2 separate regions of the Homo sapiens genome follow, and region 2 is linked to region 1. A link is a contact called in ENCODE Hi-C or POLR2A ChIA-PET data. All regions are on one chromosome and are shown on one strand. The core of a region is the stretch at or near the end of the contact, and the rest is flanking DNA. Distances in the headings are between cores, read along the strand shown.

Evidence for each region. A loop is a pair of places that touch in the nucleus more often than their neighbours do. ChIA-PET counts read pairs that join two places held with the same protein, here RNA polymerase II (POLR2A). Pooled maps may share reads with other maps.
Region 2: a pooled map shows a loop between it and region 1 (2.2-fold over the local background). The contact joins the promoter of ZNF473CR here to the promoter of IL4I1 in region 1. A Hi-C loop is called at or near these places in 1 of 50 pooled maps. POLR2A ChIA-PET finds 5 or more read pairs at or near these places in 3 of 52 experiments (AG04450, GM12878 and T-cell).

The regions. Positions count from the first base shown.
Region 1 is chr19:49,892,389-49,898,971 of GRCh38, reverse strand. It overlaps IL4I1 (interleukin 4 induced 1), which reads left to right and starts at 2,085. Exons shown (of 8, transcript NM_152899.2): 1 at 2,085-2,137; 2 at 2,790-2,824; 3 at 2,919-3,157; 4 at 3,792-3,904; 5 at 4,503-4,704. The coding sequence starts at 2,812. RefSeq lists enhancers at 976-1,155, 3,550-3,599.
Region 2 is chr19:50,047,981-50,054,563 of GRCh38, reverse strand. It overlaps ZNF473CR (ZNF473 cis regulating lncRNA), which reads right to left and starts at 3,975. Exons shown (of 5, transcript NR_138096.1): 1 at 3,370-3,975. ZNF473 (zinc finger protein 473) reads right to left here. Exons shown (of 5, transcript NM_015428.4): 5 at 5,788-6,583. RefSeq lists enhancers at 3,008-3,688, 3,720-3,929.

The DNA.
Region 1 (6,583 bases), core at 836-3,335:
GGTCCTCCTGTCCCACCCTCTCGCCATCTCCAAGCCTCAGTTTCCTCAACTATCAAATGCAGGCATTGTTGTTGGTTTTTTGTTTGTTTGTTTGTTTGTTTTTGAGACGGAGTCTCACTCTGTCCCCCAGGCTGGAGTGCAGCGGTGCAATCTCGGCTCACTGCAACCTCTGCCTCCCGGGTTCAAGCGATTCTCCTGCCTCAGTGTCCCGAGTAGTTGGGATTACAGGTGTGCACCACCACGCCTGGCTAATTTTTTATATTTTTGGTAGAGACAGGGTTTCATCATTTTGGCCAGGTTGGTCTTGAACTCCTGACCTCAAGTGATCCGCCCACCTCAGCCTCCCAAAGTGCTGGGATTACAGGCGTAAGCCACTGTGCCTGGCCTCAAATGCAGGCATTGTGAGGCTTACGATGGGTGCAAAGCCCTGAGCACCAGGCGGCCTCCAAGGCAGGTGATCGCCATGGGAACATTTTTGTCACTATTTTTTTCTTTTTTAGAGAAAGGGTTTCGCCATCTTGGCCAGGCTGGTCTCGAGCCCCTGGGCTCAAGCAATCCTCCCACCTCGGCCTCCCAAAGTGCTAGGATTACAGCAGTGAGCCTCCGCACCCGGCCCTCATTACTATTTTTTATTTTTATTTTTTATTTTTTGAGATGGAGTCTGGCTCTGTCACCCAGGCTAGAGTGCAGTGGCACGATCTCAGCTCACTGCAACCTCCACCTCTTGGGTTCAAGCAATTCTCCTGTCCCAGCCTCCTGAGTAGTTGGGACTACAGGCGTATGCCACCATGCCCGGCTAATTTTTATATTTTTAGTAGAGACGAGGTTTTGCCATGTTGGCCAGGCTGGTCTTGAACTCCTGACATCAGGTGATCCGCCTGCCTCGACCTCCCAAAGTGCTGGGATTATAGGCGTGAGCCACCCCTGGCCCTCGTCACTATTTTTGCTGACCCAAGCTCTTTCGGTCCCTGAACTCTCCAGCTCTTTGATCATTTCCCTTTGCCACGGCCTCCCGCCCCTGCGTCACATGCCTTGTTACTCACATTCACCCCCCAGCCCCTCCCGGCCATAACCGCATCCCTCTTTGATTTACTGCGGGAGTTTCCCATCTTCCTTCTTGTTAATGCCCTCCAACCCCCACCCAACCCTTGCTGCAGAGAATCTGCCTCCCTCTGGTTTTCCTCCTCACGGAGCCCCTGGCTCCCTCTCCCCCACCCCAAGGAAAGTCCCTGCTATTGTTTCTCCACCCCCACCCACTCCAAGGTGCCGCCCCACTCCCTGCCCTGAGCACTGAGGTGGTTCTTAAAGCAGGGATGGGTGAAGCCTGGGCGCTTCCCTCTGCCGGGTGGTCACTCATAGAACCCCTGAGTGCCCCTGCGGCCACAGCAGCTGGCATTTCCAAAGGAGCAGCTTCCAGTACTACCCCAGGTTCCGGCCACAGAACTTAACCTGGATTCACTCACTTGATCCTAAAACACTGTGACGTCTGTAGACGTCATTTGACAGCTGTAGACGAGAGCCACAGAGGGGAGGGCGGGCTCAGAGCCCACGTCCTGACCCCGGGACCACGGCTGCCAGCCCCACTGCTACACCCATGTAACGGAGGGGGAGACTGAGGCTCTGGGTGGCAAGTGGAGAGGGAAGTGGAACCATGGGGGGCCCTGCAGGACATGGCGACACCTGACGGAGAGGGACTTGGAGGGGAAAGTTGGCCTGGCCCAGGGACCTGTAGCCCCTCTGTCCCCGTGGGAATCAAGGAGGCAGAGAGAGTGCAGGGGAGGATAGAAACAAGTGGCCTGGTGATCAGGGACGGGGGCAAACCGAAGGGGATTCCCCGTTGTTGGCACGGTTACCTGAGCATCTATTTCTGGCCTCCAAACCACCCCAGAACTATCTGGGGCAAAAGGAAGTGAATAGACTGATTAACTTCCTCCAACCCCCTTTCTCCAACCTCAACTAGACTCTGAGCATTGGACCAGAGCAGCTCCAGGAAACCAGTTTCATTTCCCTCGGCCAGTTTCCCAAAAGGAGGGGTGGGCGGGGCTCTGCCAGTTTAAGGGGAGAGAAAGGGCCACAGCAGAGACAGTGGAGGGCAGTGGAGAGGACCGCGCTGTCCTGCTGTCACCAAGAGCTGGAGGTAGTGACACGGCCAGTGGTGGGGGGACAGAGAGACAGGACCCACAGAAATAGGGACTGAGAAGCAGTCAGGAGCTGGGGAGATGAGGAAGAGGGAAAAGAGGCCGGGCGCGGGGGCTCATGCCTGGAATCCCAGCACTTTGGGAGGCCGAGGTGGGTGGATCACCTAAGGTCAGGAGTTCGAGACCAGCCTGGCCAACATGGCGAAACCCCGTCTCTACTAAAAATACAAAAATTAGCCAGGTTTGGTTATGGGTGTCTGTAATCCCAGTTACTTGGGAGGCTGAAGTGGGAGGATTCTTGAACCTGGGAGGCGGAGGTTGCAGTGAGCCAAGATCTTACCACTGCACTCCAGCCTGGATGGCAGAGAAAGACTGTTAAAAAAAAAAGAAAGAAAGGAAAGAAAGAGGGAAAAGAAGAGAAAGAGACAGGAACCCGAGAGAGCTGTGGCAGAGGTGGAGACCGGTGAGGAGGGAGGCAGGGACGGTCCAGGGGACTCTGAAGGAATGGGGTTAGGGGACACAGGTCCAGAGAGCAGGACAGTGACTGGGGGAGGGCCGGCTCTAGCAGCTGGGCAGCCCATGGGAGACAGAGTCAGGCTACAGTGGTCACAGGCCTCAGTCACAACAGCCCTCCCTTCTCCTCCACCCCAGACACCATCTCCCACCGAGAGTCATGGCCCCATTGGGTGAGTAAGCAGGGGAGGGGCTCTGGAACAAGTGAGTAGAACCCCTCTCCCCCGACCTGCCACAACCCCGTTGACCCTGTCCTCCTCCTCCCAGCCCTGCACCTCCTCGTCCTCGTCCCCATCCTCCTCAGCCTGGTGGCCTCCCAGGACTGGAAGGCTGAACGCAGCCAAGACCCCTTCGAGAAATGCATGCAGGATCCTGACTATGAGCAGCTGCTCAAGGTGGTGACCTGGGGGCTCAATCGGACCCTGAAGCCCCAGAGGGTGATTGTGGTTGGCGCTGGTGTGGCCGGGCTGGTGGCCGCCAAGGTGCTCAGCGATGCTGGACACAAGGTGGGAAGCACTGCTTGCAGTCTACCTGGAGTCCCTCCTGCTGCAGGCTGGAGTCCCTGGGCACAGGGACACGGCCGCGTTCCTCCTTGAGGGGGTGGAGGTGGGGATGTGGGGGGAGAGGCTATCTTTCCCTGTAGTCTGGGGGTGAGGCCCAAGCCCCCTGCTGTCACATGTCTCCACTGAGAGGCCCCAGACTTTCCTGTCCCACGTTTTTCATCCCAGAGGGAAGTCTCACTGGCTCAAAGCTCCTCTGTCCTGGGGTGGGGCGCCTGTTGGTGGAGAGGGAAACTCTACCAAGGGGATGTGTGCCCTGAGGTCTAACCACTGACCTACTCACTGCAATCCGAGAATGAGAATGGGCCAGCCCAGGGGCTTCTACGCATATGGGTCATCTCCGAACTCCCCGAGCTGGGAAGTCCCTTTGCAGTCTAGCTGGCAGCCTTCCTCCTGCAGTCTGGAACTGCTCACTCAGTTCTGTTCCCCCACCTCCATACAGAAGGGGACCCTCTCCTAGTCTGGGTCTGGGCCACTGTGGGGATGGAAGAAGGCAGGGGGCTGGCACGGGGTGGTAGAGGGCAGGGGATGGTCAGTGGGTGGAGCTGAAGGGCCCTCCTCGCCCCACGGACTCCCTCAGGTCACCATCCTGGAGGCAGATAACAGGATCGGGGGCCGCATCTTCACCTACCGGGACCAGAACACGGGCTGGATTGGGGAGCTGGGAGCCATGCGCATGCCCAGCTCTCACAGGTGACCTAGCAACCCACCCACCTGTGTGCCTAGACTCAACTAGCCCCCCAGCTCCATGCCCACACCAGAGTGGGCCCGAACTTCCACTCTGACTCCCAAACCCAGCCTCCAACCCCATCCTTCGCCTAATCCTCACCTCAGTCTTGCCTCCAGCGCCAGCCCTGGGCCTCTGGCAACACTCGGGCCACCTGGTCCAACCAGACCTCCAGCTGGCCCTGCCTGGTGCAAAAGCCAGCTCCTGTGCTGGCCCCTCCAGGCCTGCAGCTCCACCATCCCCACACCCTCAGGCACCCCAGCCCCAGGCCCCTTCTTCATCTCAAACCCCCGTCCAACCCAAACTCTGTCCCCCTTCCCAATTCTAATCTGGGCTCTATCCCACTCTTAACCCAATCCTAATCCTGGTACTGCCCTGAGGCCTCCAGCCTTGTCCCCATTTCATTCCCATCCCCCAGCATTGATTACCCCAAATCTAGCCCCACCCCCAGCCTCATGCTGGTCCCCAGCTACTCTCCCCTCCCACCCCTCTTCTCCAAGTCCCACTAGGGACCAGGCCACCCCCACTGGAGCCCGGCCCTCACTCACCCACTCCCCTGATCAGGATCCTCCACAAGCTCTGCCAGGGCCTGGGGCTCAACCTGACCAAGTTCACCCAGTACGACAAGAACACGTGGACGGAGGTGCACGAAGTGAAGCTGCGCAACTATGTGGTGGAGAAGGTGCCCGAGAAGCTGGGCTACGCCTTGCGTCCCCAGGAAAAGGGCCACTCGCCCGAAGACATCTACCAGATGGCTCTCAACCAGGTGGGTACCGCCTGCACCCTCCTCCCGCCCTGACTTCTCTGTCCTCCTCCTAAGCTCGCCCCGGCCCGGCTTTTCTTCTCTCTGGCATCCCTTCAGTCCCCTCCATGGGGTGGGGCGCCTGTTGGTGGAGATGGAAATTCTACCAAGGGGATGTGTGCCATGAGGTCTAACCACTGACCTACTCACTGAAATCCGAGAATGAGAATGGGCCAGCCCAGGGGCTTCTACACATATGGGTCATCTCTCAACTCCCTTCTTTTTTTTTTTTTTTTTTTTTTTTTTGAGATGGAGTCTTACTCTGTCACCCAGGCTGGAGTGCAATGGCGCCATTTCAGCTCACTGCAACCTCCGCCTCCCAGGTTCAAGCAATTCTCTGCCTCAGCCTCCCGAGTAGCTGGGATTACAGGCGCCCGCCACCACGCCCAGCTAATTTTTGTATTTTTAATAGAGACGGGGTTTCACCATCTTGGCCAGGCTGATCTTGAACTCCTGACCTCGTGATCCACCTGCCTCAGCCTCCCAAAGTGCTGGGATTACAGGCGTGAGCCACTGCCCCCGGCCCCAACTCCCTTCTTTAGCTTCCCCGTAAACACTGCTGACCCCAAAGCTGCATCAGCTTTTGGCCTCTTCCCCTTTCACCCACACACTGTCCTGGATAACCTCCCCAGTCTCCACCTCTGGCTTAAACATAGATCCATGGGCTGATGGAGACATCTGCCTCCCGAGACCCTGATCTGTGTCCCTCCCCAGGACACTGGGCTCAGAAGCTTCCCCTAAACCTGTTCCTCCTCCCGGTGCCCCCATCTCACGATGGCCCCACCATCCCGCAGTCACGGGCAGACCCCTAGGAGCCATCCTCCTCCTGACCTCCTCCTCGCCCACCTCCCCCACCATCAGTGCCCACCCCTGCCGCCTGACGCTTGTGCCCTGCTCCCCTCTGCCTGCCCCAGCTCAGGCCTCCTCCTCTGCCCTGGACCCTCCCCCAGCCTCCTCTCAAGCTGCCCAGGCTCTAGTCTCCCCAGCCTGGTACCAGAAACGTCTTCCCACACACCCAGAGTGATGCTGCTCACAGCCCCCAGTGGCTCCCCGCTGCCTCCAGGACAAAGTCTGATCTTTTCAGGCTCAGCTTTGAGCCCTGACTGGCCTTCCCTTCTGCACCCCTCCAGCCTCATGCTCTTTTCTCCTCTAAGAAATTTTTGTCCTCATGGTGGTCCACATGCCCCCAGCTCTGTGTTCCTCACACCCACTATACCTGTGTATCACCCTCCCTTTCCAGAATGCCTTTCCCTTCCCCACACAGGAACTCCTGCTCAGCCCTCAAGAACTAGCTCCAATGTCCCCTCCTCCAGGAAGCCTTCCCTGATACCTTTAGGGAGGAACTGGCCACACCCAACATCCCCTCCCCACCCAGGTCAGAGCCCACTTGCCCATCTCCCCTTCTAGACCAGGATGGGGGCCATGTCCAGGTCATTTCTATGCCTTGACACTGACTGGTTTGGGAGTCTGAGAGATGCGAGATGCATGAGTGAGTGAAGGGGCACTGCCTTCCCTCTGAGGTCCTGGCCAGAAGGGGGAAGCCAGGTGGACCAAGAAGAAGGCTGAAATTAGATGGGGGCAGCAAGGCTTCTGGGAGGGGGTGAGATTCGAACAAAGTGCTGAAGAACACGCACTCATGTGCCACGCAAAGACAGGCAGGGAAACAATAGGTGCCAGATGTGTAGGTGGGAGAGCCCTGAGGGCAGGTGGTCTGGGCACTGTACACTGTTCACAGAACCAGAGCTGCCATAAAAGACATGGACTGAGGTAAGTGGGGATCTTGGTTCTGCTGAGATTCAGGGCAAAGAGAGTGACCATGAGGCCTTCCCCAGAGAGTCAGAAG
Region 2 (6,583 bases), core at 2,726-5,225, 150 kb before region 1:
ACATATTGTACATATTACACAAAAATATATACATGCATAGGTATCTTCATTTTTCACAGCTGTGTAATATTTCATGCTAGGGTTTCTTTAATTTGTTTAACCAATCCCTGTTAATGGATATTTAAGTTGCTTTCATTTTCTTTTCCATCATTGGATATTTATTATTTGACATATGTACAAAATGAATTCCTACAAGTATACTTGTGGGATCACAGAACACCTACATTTAAATTTTTCATAGTTATTTCTAAATAGTCCTCCAAAAGGGGTGAAACAATTTGCACAACTCCTGGAAGTGTATATGAGTGCCTATTTCTCTGTTCTTTACTTCCTTCCCAAATACTTGGTGTTAGTCATTTTTTAAAGCAATTTTAATCTGATAGGTAAAAATGTCCTCTTGGTTGTGAGATTATCTTTTTATGTATTTATTGATGTTTTCTATTCTGTGAATTGCCTATTTATGTATTTTGCCCATTTTTAATTGAGAAGCCTTTTTGTATTGATTTATAACGGCAAGTCCTTATATATTACGCATATTAACACTTTGGTATATAAGTGACTAATATTTTCTCCCAGTTTCTCTTCAATTTTGTTTATGTTTGTTATACAGAGTTTTTAAATTTTTAGGTATTTTAATCTATCTGTATTTTCCTTTATAGTTTTTGGATCTACTATCATGCTAACAAAGGCCTTCTTCACCCCGAAGATTATGAAAAAAAAGTTCTGCTATATTTTATTCTAGTACTTTTACGATTTTTTTCACAATTAAAACTTTGATCCATCAGGATTTTTTTTTTTTTTTGAGACGGAGTCTCGCTCTGTCACCCAGGCTGGAGTGCAGTGGCGCAATCTCGGCTCACTGCAAGCTCCACCTCCTGGGTTCACGCCATTCTCCTGCCTCAGCCCCCCAAGTAGCTGGGACTACAGGTGCCTGCCACCACGCCCGGCTAATTTTTTGTATTTTTAGTAGAGATGGGGTTTCACCGTGTTAGCCAGGATGGTCTCAATCTCCTGACCTCGTGATCTGCCTGCCTCGACCTCCCAAAGTGCTGGGATTACAGGCGTGAGCCACCGTGCCCGGCTGTTGATCCATCTGGATTTTTAAATAATTTCTGGTATAAGATAGAGATTCATTTCCAGCCAAGAGTATTCTGTTTGTTTAAGGAAGAAAGGGAATTTATTAGCCTATGTAATTGAACAGTTTTGCCTTCAGGAACAGATGGATCCAGGTGTTTAAGAGACATGTCAGTAATCTGGTCACTCCTCTTAGCTCAGCTTCCTTTTTGGTTAGTTTCATTTTCTGGCAGGTTCTCCCCCCATGGTGGCAAGGTGACCACGAGCAGCTCCAGGCTTATCTCCTATCACCTTAGAAACCTAAACAGAAAGAAGGCATGTTTTTCCTATCCCTCTCTCCCACTCAGTATCTCTCAACTCTCCCTTCAAATGTTGAACTTGACCACCTCTCACACAGTTCAAACAAGAATGATAATTTACTGGCTTGAGTAGCTAAAAGCATCAAAAGCAAGACACTCATCTTGTTTATGCTAGCACATCAGGATGCCTTCAGCTGTGACTAAAAGAAAACCCCAACTCAAATTGTCACAAACACCAGGAAGAAGAAATGTACATTTAGGGCAGATTCCAGCTGCAATTCATAGTATTCCTCTACATTTCTCTTGAGGTTGATATTATTTATATTATTTCACATTATGTTCTCAAAGAATTATGTTTCTTGATCCCACAGTCCCTCCTTCATTCCCATCTCAGCCCCTGCCTGTTTACTTCACAGCACTTTTTTTTTTTTTTTTTTTTTGAGACAGAGTCTCATTCTGTGGCCCAGGCTGGAGTGCGGTGGTGTGATCTCGGCTCACTACAACCTCTGCCTTCCAGGTTCAAGTGATTCCCCTGCCTCAGCCTCCTGAGTAACTGGGATTACAGGCGCCCGCCACCACGCCTGGCTAATTTTGTCTTTTTAGTAGAGACGGGGTTTCACCATGTTTCCCAGGCTGGTCTCGAACTCCTGGCCTTAAGTGATCCACTCGCCTTGGCCTCCCAAAGTGCTGGGATTGCAGGTGTGAGCCACCACACCCAGCCTACTTCACAGCACTTATAATTTCCAATCATGTCTCATGGTTACTGCCTGCCCTCTGTCTTTCCCCGCTGTATCCCTAGCGTCTGCCCAGTATACAGTAAGGTTCTCAGCAAACATCACCAACTGACTGACTGATTTACTTCCTCAAAGGCTGAAGACATTCCTCTCCCTACCAGCAGGGTAGGAGAACGGCAGTTTCCTCACACCCTCGTTGAGACTTTTAATTTTGGCCAGATCTATAGATATAGTATATTTTCCCTTCTCTTCCTGGCGACCTCCTGCTCATCCCTCAAAGCCTTTTTCAAAGGCCGCCTCATGGGACAGGAGCAGTGGCTCATGCCTATAATCCCAGCACTTGAGGGGGAGGCAGGTGGATCACCTGAGGTCAGGAGTTGGCGACCAGCCTTGGGCAGCATGGTGAAACCCCTACTGTTGGGAACGAGGTTTTTGGTGTCGCAAAAAAAAAAAAAAAAAAAAAAGAATTAATGCGGGAACAAATGATCTCTCAGCAAGGTGAGCTTTACTTCCTGCAGAAAGGGTGCTACTCAATAGCTGTCCAGCCACGAGACCCCGCCAAACTAAGGAGACAGAGTTATTATAACCTGATGTGTCTACCCTACTGCTGTGTCCAGTTTCCATTGGCTGGAATAGGACCTCACATTTTACACTTTACCCGATTGGCTATTAGTTTAAAACTTTTTTAACTGGGTAAGGGGAACAGAACAAAGAAAAGGAAGTTGCCCAGGGGATAGTTAAGGATGCTTCCTTAACTATGCACTATGTCCTGGGGCTTGTCTAGTTCTGTCCAGGCATGCCGGAGCAAGCTAGGACAGCTGATTTGGAATATATAATAGTGGATAGCAATCTTATACTAAGAAATTGTGACTTTTTATAATCTTTGAAGAATAACTTTCCCATTTTTCACACTACTAAAAATACAAAAGATTATCCAGGCATGGTGGCGGGCGCCTGTAATCCCAGCCACTCGGGAGGCTGAGGCAGGAGAATCGCTTGAACCCGGAAGGCGGAGGTTGCAGTGAGCCGAGATCGTGCCACTGTGCTCCAGCCTGGGCAACAGAGCGAGACCCCGTCTTGAAAAAATAAAAGTAAAAAACAAACAAACAATAAAAAAATAGTCTCCCTTTGAGAAATCTTCCCTCACATCAACTATTTCAGTCCCACCCAGCCCGGTTTTTCCTTCCTTGTGCTCTAATATTCGTTTTCCACCAAGTTTTACGACCCGATCACGCTGTTTGTCCAGCACCCATACTGCTTACGGGCTCCGGTAATGGGCAGCTCCAGCCTGCGGCGTAGACAGTTGCCATGGAGAAAGACAGGCGTTTCCAGAGTTGACGGTTGCCGTGGAGACAAAAGCCGCCCGCACGCAGTGGGGGCGGGGCTTACAGAACGTATTTTGCGATTGATCCACAGGAAATAGACGCAGCTGCGTGGATCGCCTTCTCCACCCCACATACTGAAGCCAGAATAAGCCACGACTTCGTGTGCTCCACGCGAGGGCCGCCTGACGCCAGAGTTTCTCCCGCATCTGCCATCAGAGGACCGTCGCCCTCAGGAGCCCGAGCTCCCGCGGTACTCTGGGAAGGGTAGTTCATCAGGGAGTCTGACAGGCGCGGAAGTATCCGTGGGGCCGGGGCAGCGTCGCCACCAACGTGGGGATGCTGGTGGGGAGCAAGCTTCGCGTGGGAGGCCGATCCGAGGTCCAAGCCCCCATTTGCCAGGTCCTTGAGGGCCCCACTGTCTAGTGACATTCATCACTTGCCCTCCCCATTTTGGGCCCATTTTGGCCTGAAAAGTGGCCCCGAGCAGTTGGGGATTTAGGCCACCGAGAGGAATAGGGGCTTGAGAATCTGACGGCAGCCTGTGAGGCTGCAGGGGTGGGGACGGGTTTAGAGGCAGCGGGGGTGGGGTTAGGGCGTGGCCAGGAGCCGAGTCAGCACAAGGATTGGCTGGAGTAGGCGGGGAAGGGAGGTGGTTATTAGAGAACTGAACCCAGGAGGCCGGCGTGGGCGGAACCTGCTGATGCTCGTTTTGAGAATCCTTACACTGAGTATCATTCTTGAGTCCACTGAAGAAACTGAGGCTCAGAGAGGGCAGTGGACCCTTAAGTTCAGTAATTCATTAGAAGGGCTCACAAAACTCAGCAAAGCTGTTATACTTGATTGCATTTACTACAGCTAAAGAATAGAGATTAAAACCAGCAATGGGAAAAGGTGCATAGGATGGAGTCTAGGAGAGACCAAGCGTGAGCTTCCAGGTGTCCTCTGCCAGTAAAGTCATATGGAAAGCATTTAACGCACTCAGCAATGATGTGTGACCGCACACAAAGTGTTGCCAGAGAAGCTCACCCACGCCGTGGTACCCAGGGTTATGGGGTTGGTTATGTTGACAGGGCTGATCACCCTGACTGACCTTAGTCTCCAGCCCTTCCAGAAGTCAAGCTGGAATTTAGCTGGGGTATCAGTTCCGACAAGGGGTCCCCATCTCTGAAATGTTGGGGGAGACCTTGGCCCTAGAGAAGACTTTGCTGCTGCTTTATACCTTGACCTCGTTTGAGCTTGTCTTTGCATCAGCCTCAGAGGTGTTGGGTTTTGCCATCTTAGCCTTGCTTGGTTTAGGCTCCTGTAGCTCATTTCTTTTTCCAATCACATCTTTTTCCTTTATTCAGAGACAGGGTCTTGTTCTGTCGCCCAAGCTGGAGTGCAGTGGCATGATCACAGCCTACTGTAGCCTCAACCTCCCAGGCTCACGATTCTCCCACTTCAGCCTCCCTAGTAGCTTGACTGCAGGCGTGTACCACCACACCCGGCTGTTTGTATTCTTTGTAGACACAGGATTTCACCATGCTGCCCAGGCTGGTCTCAAACTCCTGAGCTCAAGCAATCCACCCACCTCAGCCTCCCAAAGTGCTGGGATTACAGGCATGAGCCACCACACCCAGCCTACCACACAAACTTTAAAATGTTTTAAATTTATCTAAACTTAAACTTTTATCTAAATTTAAACTTTAAATGTTTTTAAATTGTAAAAATATACATAAAATTTGCCATTTTAATCATTTTTAAGTGATCAGTGGCCACTACCCAGCTAATTTGCATATTTCTTTCGTAGAGACAGGGTTTCATCACGTTGTTGAGGCTGGTCTCGAACTCCTGGGCTCAAGTCATCTTCCCACCTAGGCCTCCCAAAGTGCTGGGATTACAGGCATGAACCACCACACTCGGCCCTATCAGCTCAGTTTATAAAAAAAAAAAACTTTCTATTACTACCATGAGCAGGAACTAGTATCTCTTGTCACTTGTCACTAAAGGAAAAAGGTGGGGACAAAAATTAAAGTATAAACAAAGTTATATGTATTACTGGATGCTAATTAGAAACACTCCCCAAGCCTGGGGCCTGACATGTCTGTGAAGAGTGAACTGCAGGCTGCCTGTGCTCTCTCCTTGGTTACTTAGGCCCACACACAGACTGAAAAGTGTTGTTTGATGATGCATCTGAGGACCAGCTGAACTTGTGTGCCTCCTCAGTGGCGCATGCCCCGCCCAGACAGTGGGAAAACTGAGCTGCTCCCTCTTACTGATCGCCACCAGAAGCCCTCCCCAGCAAAGACGTGAGGCCTGGCAGGCAGGGACTGATGCGTGGCTGCATGGCAGCAGGCTGAGAGAAGGAACCAATGCTTTTAGACTCAAAACTTTAATCAGAGAACCAACAAATATGCACACACGGAGGGCGTTTCTACCTTGGCCTGCAGCAACACAGGTGACTGATTTACAGACTGCCCCCACACCCAATGGCTGCCAGTTTTCCATAGAGTCCCTATTGTGTCACAGCCCTGCAACACTTTGTACACTCTTTTGGTATACAACATGCCCATCTCCCCGACAAGACAGAGCTCCAGAGGACGGGAACCATGTGCGAGAAGTTAAATGTTGCAACCATTTGAAAAACAGTGTAAGGCCCCAATGGTTAGCCAACAGGTTCCCAGTTTCAACTAAGTTTAACAAACTTAACCAGCAGAACTCCAGGTGCAAGAGTTGAAAAGCCCAAGGGTGCAGAGCACTCACTCCCTCACCATTTTCAGCACCTAAAATATGAAAGGTATTCAAAGTATGTGTCCAGTGCTTTTCATAAGACTACTGTGTTTCAGCAAAGGTGTGACTGAGCCACTTAGTGGCAGGGAACAAACACCCAGAGCTGACAAGACACTGGTAGGGAACTGGTTGTGTGGTTCCATCTCACTGGACTCTCCAACAATCCTTGGTGATCCCAGAACTTCCTGTGACATGAGGGAATGTGGCATTTTCAAGATGTCACTTGTCAACTAACAGCAATCGTCGATGAAAATGGGTTCATTTCTGATTCCAGAAGCTTCAGAGCAGTAGTGCATAGTGTATGGATACTACCCGCCCCCGAGCCTAGCAAATTGCCTGGTGAGCGGCCATCCTGGATAAATGGTGAATGATGACATCCCAG